Regions from separate parts of the Homo sapiens genome. Here region 2 is linked to region 1. A link is an interaction called in ENCODE POLR2A ChIA-PET data of the cell type or tissue named here. Cell type or tissue: PC-9. All regions are shown on one strand. Links, peaks and the distances in the headings refer to the core of each region. The heading gives the core; the rest is flanking DNA. Region 1 overlaps MSL1 (MSL complex subunit 1). Region 2 holds the start of LOC124904000 (a long non-coding RNA gene).

Region 1 (4,386 bases), core at 1-4,000:
CTCTTACAAAGTATGGAGGCAGGGAGGGTTTATGACAGTCTGGGGGTTTTAGTTTGATGTGATGTTTACCTTGGAAAGATATGGAAATGATTTTGAAATTTGGAGATTCTAAAAGGATGTGGATGGGGAAAGGAGTATGTGTTTTGTTGATTCTGTTACCAGGAGGTTCCCATACTGTCCATGGAACCCACAGACTCAGGTAGAACCGGAAGGTGAAAGATTTTACGTTCCTGGAAGCTGGAAATTAGTTAGTATATGTGTGTAACTAATATATGGTGATAAATAGCTTATCAGCTGCTTTTCTTTACACAGAACCTGGATGACAGTGTGTTTTCGAAGCGGCATGCAAAACTGGAGCTGGATGAGAAGAGAAGGAAAAGGTGAGGCCAGAGATGTCCATCCTGGAAACAACTGAGCCCTAGGACCTAGGACAGAGTATCAGGGAACCTGACCTCCCTTTTTCATGCTGTGGAGAATCTTGGAGTGCTTAACACTCTTACATTACTGGCTTCCCAGTTGGTTGAATATCTTAGTTGGAAATGGTAGTTGTTGCGGTAAACATGTTTGGCCTCTTTTTGTGTATGACCTTCCTCAATTCTACTTTCTGTGGAACACCAACACATGATCTAAACGGTAGACCTAAACAGCTCTCCCTTAACAAGGCAGTCATTTCTCTTTACCCTGTCTAGAGGAGTCAGCAAGGGTCTTCCTAGCATCTGGATTGTGTGAGTTGCTTTTATAGAGCAGGTTTTGGGTAAACAGTAATGTTGGGTTTCTTTGTTTTGTTTGGTTTGTTTTTCCCAGATGGGATATTCAGAGGATCAGGGAACAAAGAATTTTACAGCGACTGCAGCTCAGAATGTATAAAAAGAAAGGAATTCAGGAATCTGAGCCTGAGGTTACCTCATTTTTCCCTGAGCCAGATGATGGTAAGTTGTGTCCATCTAAAAGAGTAGGTTTTTGAAAGAAGGAGGAGGGTGCAAGGCTCCAGGGTACAACTTGCTCTGAATGAATGAAGTGTATTTTGGAGCAGATATAGCTTCTAGACATTTCCCATCTGTATTACTAATACGCTCCCGTTTGACTTTCTCCCATAGTTGAAAGTTTGATGATTACCCCCTTCTTGCCTGTTGTAGCATTTGGACGACCATTACCAAAATTAACTCCACAGTAAGTATACATTTTTTTTCTCCCCTTCCAGGTAACCTGCACATCCTTTTCAGACTTCATGGAAGCCTAGATATGAGGTGGAACCAGGTGGCTTAGGGATAGCCATGGGTCTTTGACAGAAATGAGGCTACCTGGGCAACTAGCTTTTGTAATAAGATTCCCAAGCCAATAATTAGGAGTATTGCTTTTTGAGTTAGAAATAGATGATTCCATCACTTTAATGGTACACAGTTGCTCTGGCTTTGAGGCAGGAAAGACACTCCAAACTAGTCAGGGATAGGAGTGGTAAGGGACATAGTGACTTTTTTGTAGTTGCTATCATGTCCACACTGAATCCCTTCTAGTCTTGCAAGTTGATTTCCTCATCCTTTTTTGCCAGGAATTTTGAGCTACCCTGGTTGGATGAGCGTAGCCGATGCAGATTGGAGATCCAGAAGAAGCAAACACCTCACCGGACGTGTAGGAAATAGCTGTGCTGGCAAGAACCCTGTCTTCAGATAGTTGTAGCATGCCATTCCCGAGAGTGGCAGAGACCTGTATATGTGACCTTTGTCCTCACATATGTTATCACTCGCTGATAATACCCTTTCATACTTCCTTGACTTTGTTTTCATTACTCTGATTTCACAAAAACTCTTTCATTCGGCTAATTGTGAGTTATGGAGGGTGATTGGGATTTCTTTTCCCTTTTTTGGGAAATGGGCTCTCAAGCTAAAGCTATAGGATGGCAGATTCAGAAGTTTCAGGGGTCTGTTTCTATACATTTGCCTATGTTAAAGGGGTAAAAGGGCTCTCTTCATTAGACATGTGGAAGATGAAGCAGCCCCTTCCTTTAGAGCTGTGCCTGCATGGCACTCTTCTCACCCTGGTACACCCTCCTTATAGTGGGTATAGTGATTTTTAACCCTAAAATAAAACAAACAACCTCACCATGAGCTTTAGGACCAGAAGAGGAATGACAAGTGAAGCGATGAAGCAAGCCATCTTCACAGAGTAGAAAAGACATCGGAGAGTTGGTAGATAACTGTCTGAAAAGATAGTTGTTCATTTGAAACTATTCTGTGATACAGTCATGTGGGAAGGGATGTTTGGCTGTGATTATTTTTTCAGTTAATGGATAACAATTTCTTTACTGCTCAAAAACCAAAATCTTTGGAAAAGAAAGTGGGGATGGTTAGTTTCAGAACAAGTTACAGCTGTAAACAAAAGCACTTAGTATTTGGGATGGCATGCCAAAACCTGTATAAATGTCCTTGTATCACATCACTTCTCAAGTATTCCTTCATTGGGCTTCATCCTTTTAGCAGAACTCTTGGTGGTGGGATAGAGACTTAGGGAGGGTAGGGGGAGAGTGTGGAAATAGGTGCTTCCTTTGGCTGGCAAATGTCTACATCTTGAAACAAACAGATGTACCTAATGAGCTTCTCCATTCACTTTGTAAAAATAATTTGTATGTGTACCATCTTGGTCCTCTCCCCTCCCGTTTTGTTAAAATATCAGGATAGCACTCCCAGGCCACTTTGGTCTCAGTGTAAGATCCCTATTAACTATCTGAAAGGAAAATAGAGCCAAGACCTCTGGTCTCAAATATATAGGAATTGCCTTTCTTTAGTCTTCAGGACTATTGTGTGAAAACAAGTAGGGGTCTAATCTCCTAGAAGGTAGGGGCTTTTATCCTTAAAGAGAATATGTCCCCAGATTATTAGCACTTTTAGAGGAGAAGCCAAGGTATGTAGGGTGTGTGGCTGGCCCATCAGTGGAGCACGAAGAGAGAATGGGATACCATTGTGGGAAGAGAAGAAAAGTTCCTCAGGGGCCTCCCACTGCTAAAGTTTTTTGTGAGATGTTGATCTGTGCTTCCTGGATTTGACTTTTAAAGGAATTATTCTGGCAGCACATGTAGTATTCTTGGATGATCTTGCTGCTCTTATTTCTCCTTTTGTGTGTGTGTGTGTGTGTGTGTGGCTATGGGTTTTCATTTGTAACTCCATCTGCTTAGGAGAGTGGGCTCTCTATAAGGGAACCTGCTGTAAACTTCATTGCAGCAAGGATGTAGAGAGAAATAGGACTTAATTCCACTAGGGGCTCTCATCTCACACCTTAAGGAGGAGATTTCTAGAAAAACTGGGCCAGATTTTCTTTGTTCTCCATCATTTTAATGTGGCAGGCTGTTCAGTTTTCTTACTCTTACCTATGTGATATTTCTTCGTAACGTGTCCAAAAAGAAAAAAGACCCAATCAGTGTCTCTTGACTTTGTTCTTTGATCCCTCAGTTTCTTCTTGATTTCAGCATGTGTCGGGTTCCTAATTTTGGGTATGAGTTAGCAAATTTAACCATTGTGTTTGTGCCCTACCCAGGGGACTCCCCAGTTTCTGACTTGAAGTAGACTGAGAAGAATCCACGAGGTGCTATCTGGCCAGATTTAAGTAGATTCTATTTCCTTGGTTCTCCCTCTCCCTGAGGACCTCTTATTTTATTGTCCCCTCTTCTAGGTTAATTCTCCTTTGATTTGACTTTGTTGAGAAGGAGGTTGGACAGTAGATTAGCAAAGTTCCAAGTGCAAAATTACAGTGTGTTAGAGTGTGGGGGGAAAATTAGTCTTATTTTTCCCTACATGGGATACAACACTGTGAATTCAATCTTCAACTGAAGGCCCTGCAGTTCTCCTAAAACATAGTTGTTTGTTTTTCTTTAACAAAGTTTAAGCTAGTGTTAATAAATTAAAAAAAATTGCTTGTCTGTCTACTTCAGCTTTGTTTTATGCCCATTTCATATTGTTGTCTGTGTTGTAATTCATAACTTTTGATACCATTTCTGATGTGTAAAATTGGTTGTCTTGTAAATATCTTATAAAGAGTTCAATTGTAAATAAACTATTGTGGCTGTTAATTTTTGAACTTCTGCTTCAATTTATTATATTTATTGGCAAACAAACAATTCTGCTTGTATATTTGAAACATTGGAAAAAGAAATCCATTTTCTCAATAAAAAAGAATAACACATTATTTTCCCCTTTATAATAAGGTACTCACTTCCATTTGTGTATAAGTATAATGTATGTTTCATCCCTCTTTGTCCAGTGTACTTCCTTAAGTATAATCAGCAACTTGGCTGGGCGCAGTGGCTCACACCTGTGATCCCAGCACTTTGGTGGCTGAGGTGGGCAGATCACTTGTGGTCAGAGGTTCAAGACCAGCCTGGCCAACACAGTAAAA
Region 2 (4,386 bases), core at 70-4,069, 140 kb before region 1:
CTTTCTTTTCTTTCGTTTTTTGTTTTCTGAGACAGAGTCTCCCTCTGTCACTCAGGCTGGAGTGCAATGGCACGATCTTTTCTCACTGCAACCTCTGCCTCCCGAGTTCAAGTGATTCTCCTGCCTCAGCTTCCTCAGTAGCTGGGCAGGCGCCTGCCACCACATCCAACTAATTTTTTTGTTTGTTTTTTTGGTTCTTTTTTTTGAAACGGAGTCTTGCTCTGTCTCCCAGGCTGGAGACAGAGGTGCCATCTTGGCTCACTGCAACCCCTGTCTTTGGGGTTCAAGGGATTCTCCTGCCTCAGCCTCCCGAGTAACTGGGATTACAGGCGCCTGCCACCACGCCCAGCTAATTTTTTGTATTTTTAGTAGAGATGGGGTTTCACCATGTTGGCCAGGCTGGTCTCGAACTCCTGACCTCAAGTGATCCACCCACCTCAGCCTCCCAAAGTCCTGGGATTACAGGCGTGAGCCACCGCTCCAGGCCAGGTATTTCTTATTATTAGAGTATTTCAAAGAGATAAAGAATGTTGTGTCAGAAAGCTTGAGGGTGTATGTGAAGTCACAGAGCCCAGTAGCCAGGATGTAGACCCAGTCTTCCCAAATTCAAACCTCTGCTCCTACCTTCACACAACATCCACCTCCATGGTGTCTTGACAGGGAACGGGAGACGTGTGTTGATTAGGTCAATGTAGTAGGAGATTCATTTTATTTCTGTTCAGAAGTTCAGAGAAAGTCAGATTTGTTTTTGATCAAATAATGAAAGAGAAAGGGTCTTAAAGAAAAAGTTGGCTAGGTACAGGGCTCACACCTGTAATCCTAGCACTTTGGGAGGCTGTGGCAAGAGGATTGCTTGAGACCAACCTGAGCAACATATGGAGACACCGCCTCTGCAAAAATTAAAAACCTAGCTGGGCGTGATGGCATGCACCTGTAGTCCCAGCTACTTGGGAGGCTGAGGTGCAAGGATCACTTGGGCCCAGGAAGTCGAGGCTGCAGTGAGCCATGATCGTGCCACTGCACTGCAGCCTGGGCGACAGAGCAAGACTCTGTCTCAAAAAAAAACAAACATTAAAATTGAACTGGTCTTTGAAAGATGGGTAGGATTTTCACAAGGAGTAAAGGCTTTTCAGACACACAGGGTGCGTGAGCAAAATGTTAGATTGCTTACAATATGAGAGACACTAAAGTTTCTTTTGAAAATCACTAAAAATACTAGTAATTAACATATATAAAATGTGTCATGTACCATGAGAGAGGCTTTCAGGCATTTAAATCTCAGTGGCAGGAAGGCGTAGAGAGCTGGAAGAGAGGTCTCGGGCTGTTGGTGAGGGAGCGCAGGGAGAGAGAGGGCGGGAGTGAAGGCATGTTTGGGAGAAGGCCTGCAACCAGCCCTCTGCCCTCTGCCCTCACACACCTTTGCCGTACCCCTGTCACCACCCAGCTTACAGAATCACCTGGGGCTCTGATGAAGCTGTAGATTCCGATTCAGAGAGTCTGTGTTCCTAACAGGCCTTGGGTGATGCCAGTGCTGCTGGTGGCACAGAGCGCTCTGAGGAGGGCGGTGCTGGCTCATCCTGTTCAAAGCGGAGGTCAGCTAGCATTCATTCCTGCAGCCACCTTGTCTCTTGTAAACTTGAATGTCTCTCTCCGCCCATTTTCACCCTCCCTGTCTTTACTTAACACCAGCTTCACTACCTGTGTTTTCCATCACACTCCTTCCTCTCTCTTCTAGCCTTGGCCCATCACCTGTTTGCTTCAGTCTCCGGGAAGAAAACCCCCAGCCCTGCTGCTTCCTCTCTCAGGCGGCCGTTCCTGTCTCCCCTGGCTCCCTCCCCAACAGTGCACTGGCCAGCCCCTTCCCTCCAGTGTTCTCTCTGCTCCTTCTCACCACCTGGGCCTCAGCAGAGCACTCTGAGAGCTTCTCTGTCGATAGTAAAACCCTCATTCTCTCCTTGAGTGACCTTGTTTGCTTTCCCAGCTTCAGCGCTCGCCTGCATGATGCTCTTCAGCCTGTACATTACTAACTCCGTTACTCTGCTGGCACTGCCACCGCAAGGTCCCACAGACTTGGCGGCTTAAACAACCGAAATTGATTTCATCACAATTCTGGAGGCTCTAAGTCCAACAGCAAAGTGTGACACGATTGGTTTCTTCTGAGGGCCTCTCTCGTCTGCTTGTCGATGGCCGTCTCCTGGTGTTTTCACATGGTCTTCCCTCTGTGCGTGTCTGTGTCCTGCTTTTGTCTTAGAAGGACAATAGTCATGTAGGATTAGGGTCCACCCATATGACCTCACTTTACCATAATTACCTCTTTAAAGGCCCTGTGTCCAAATAGAGTCCCATTCTGAGGTACTGGGGTTTAGGTCTCTAACATGAACTTGAGGGGGATGCAGTTTAGCCCATAACACTAACTCTGACCCCTCTCACGAGCATCAGGCCTGCAGATCCAGCTCCCCCTCCCACTCCCCATGTCTCTCTCTACAGCGTGTCCCAAAGAGATCCCTCCTGGCCCCCTTACCATTCCTTCCTCCTGCTTTCCCGATCCAGATCAGGGCCTTGGGATCATCTCTGACTCTCCCCCATCCTCCTTCCCATCACTTGGTCGTCTGTTGAATTGTCTGCACATCTTCTGTGTTTGCCTGTTCCTTCATATTGCCAGTGCCATGGTTTGAGCCACTAACATTCCCAGACACTTCTGCCTGGTCATCTTCCTCTCCAGCAGCCCAGCTTACATTCACTTGCCTTACTAAGCAGAGCTCCAGCTCTGTCCTTCCCTTGCCTGGGAAGCTTCCATTGCTCCCCACTGCTGTAGGGTATCATAACGGTCTTGTGAGGTAGACAGGCTAGGTATTGTTATTGTTATTTGGTAGTTTTAGAGATGAGGAACTAAGGACCCAGTTGCTCAGTGTTTCCTAGCTAGTGAATAGAGACTAGACACCAAGTGTTCTACGTGCAGACTTTATACTGCTCAGCCTGGCACACAAAATGGCAATGGCATAGTCCCCAGACTGCGGTCCCAACTGTCTCTTTCCTAACAGCTCCCCAGGCACCCACACTTTTCTGCCTCTTTTTCAATCTGTACCCTTGACCCTCCTCCTTTTTCTGCTTTGTCAGACTCCTTAAGGCACTTCATAAATTAACCATTTCCAGGGATTTCCCCTCACACATGAGTTATTCCAGTGGACAGGGCAGCCTCATGGGTGCCTGTGGAGGGTGAAGGGTCTGCCTGGCCGTAGGTGTGATCACACACTCCCGTTGTAACCCCTGTCTCCTGTGACACTTGCTGCCCCACGATTTAGCTGCTTTGTGTTCCGTGCCTCCTGTTTGCTGGTGAACTCCTGAGTTGGGGGGCGTCATTCCCTCCACTGTAGTTCTTCCGCGATGCTGACTCCACCCACGGTCAGCACCACTCGGAAATACTTCACAGTCCTGTAGAGGAAGACAGGTCCAGGTTTCCAGTTACCCTTCTATGTCTGGATACTCTGCTCATTCACTGAAGCCAGGCCCCTTCCTGCACTTATGCCTCTACCCAGATAATGAGTTCTACCCACTGATGACCTCCTCTCCTCTAGTAACAGTCCGCCTCCCTAATGAGCATCTCTGGCTGACACACGTTCCGTTCTCCAGGCCTGTGAGCCCTGGTCCCTCGCTGTTGCTGAGCCACAGCACCCGCCCTTCTGGCCTCACTTTAGAGCACTGTCATTTCAGAGCAGACTACGCGCGGGGTGGCCAGGTGAAATGCAGCTGACGGCTCTGCGACCAAATGTGACCAAAGGGCCACATTCCCAGCACCCGGCTCCAAAGGCAGAGCTTGGATTCTATGCCCAGCACAGGTTTTCAGGGCTTCCTCCTCTCTCTGGGCCTAAACAGTGATCCCTTTCCCTGTTTCCCACTACATCTGGCAGAATTTAGGCCACATTTCATTTTCTTCTTCCGCCCATGGGGCTCCCTGCCCACTGTGTTCCCCTGTCACTCTGTCCAGGTGCACAAGCTTCTCATCGTGGTGGAGCTGTTGCTGGGGGAGATCCCTGACCGGCTGCAGTTCCGCCAGCCCTCCCTCAAGCGCTCACTCATGCCCTATTTCCTTCTGACTCAAGGTAAGGCTGGCTTCCCCACCCCAGAGCCCACTAGGCCCCCTTCAGTGGGGCCTCTTACATGCCTGTGCCTATTTGCATCATCCAATCTACTCCTGTTCTGCCTGCAGCTGTCAGGACAGGAAACCTAGCCAAGTTCAACCAGGTCCTGGATCAGTTTGGGGAGAAGTTTCAAGCAGATGGGACCTACACCCTAATTATCCGGCTGCGGCACAACGTGATTAAGACAGGTGTGGATCAGGATCTGAGGGGCTGTTGGAGGAGCAGAAGCCAGGCCAGGGCAAACCTA

Evidence for each region. ChIA-PET counts read pairs that join two places held together with the same protein. Peaks named below come from ENCODE experiments on the same cell type or tissue, not always from the same donor. Only the 100,000 strongest peaks of a DNase experiment are listed, where the experiment ranks them.
Region 2: POLR2A ChIA-PET joins it to region 1 with 6 read pairs; 10 of 35 experiments call an interaction of 5 or more read pairs at or near these places.

The regions. Positions count from the first base shown.
Region 1 is chr17:40,132,730-40,137,115 of GRCh38, forward strand. It overlaps MSL1 (MSL complex subunit 1), which reads left to right. Exons shown (of 9, transcript NM_001365919.1): 6 at 313-380; 7 at 805-929; 8 at 1,098-1,170; 9 at 1,550-4,188. The coding sequence ends at 1,640. Among named protein-coding and RNA genes, the nearest start is that of CASC3, 5.6 kb to the right of the region's middle. In PC-9, for the core only: CTCF peaks have their summits at 3,172 and 3,432; no DNase peak of the experiment used is centred there; H3K27ac peaks cover 378 bases.
Region 2 is chr17:39,990,969-39,995,354 of GRCh38, forward strand. It overlaps PSMD3 (proteasome 26S subunit, non-ATPase 3), which reads left to right. Exons shown (of 12, transcript NM_002809.4): 7 at 3,986-4,100; 8 at 4,208-4,327. LOC124904000 (a long non-coding RNA gene) reads right to left here and starts at 3,979. Exons shown (of 3, transcript XR_007065751.1): 1 at 625-3,979. RefSeq lists a silencer at 1,289-1,466. In PC-9, for the core only: no CTCF peak of the experiment used is centred there; no DNase peak of the experiment used is centred there.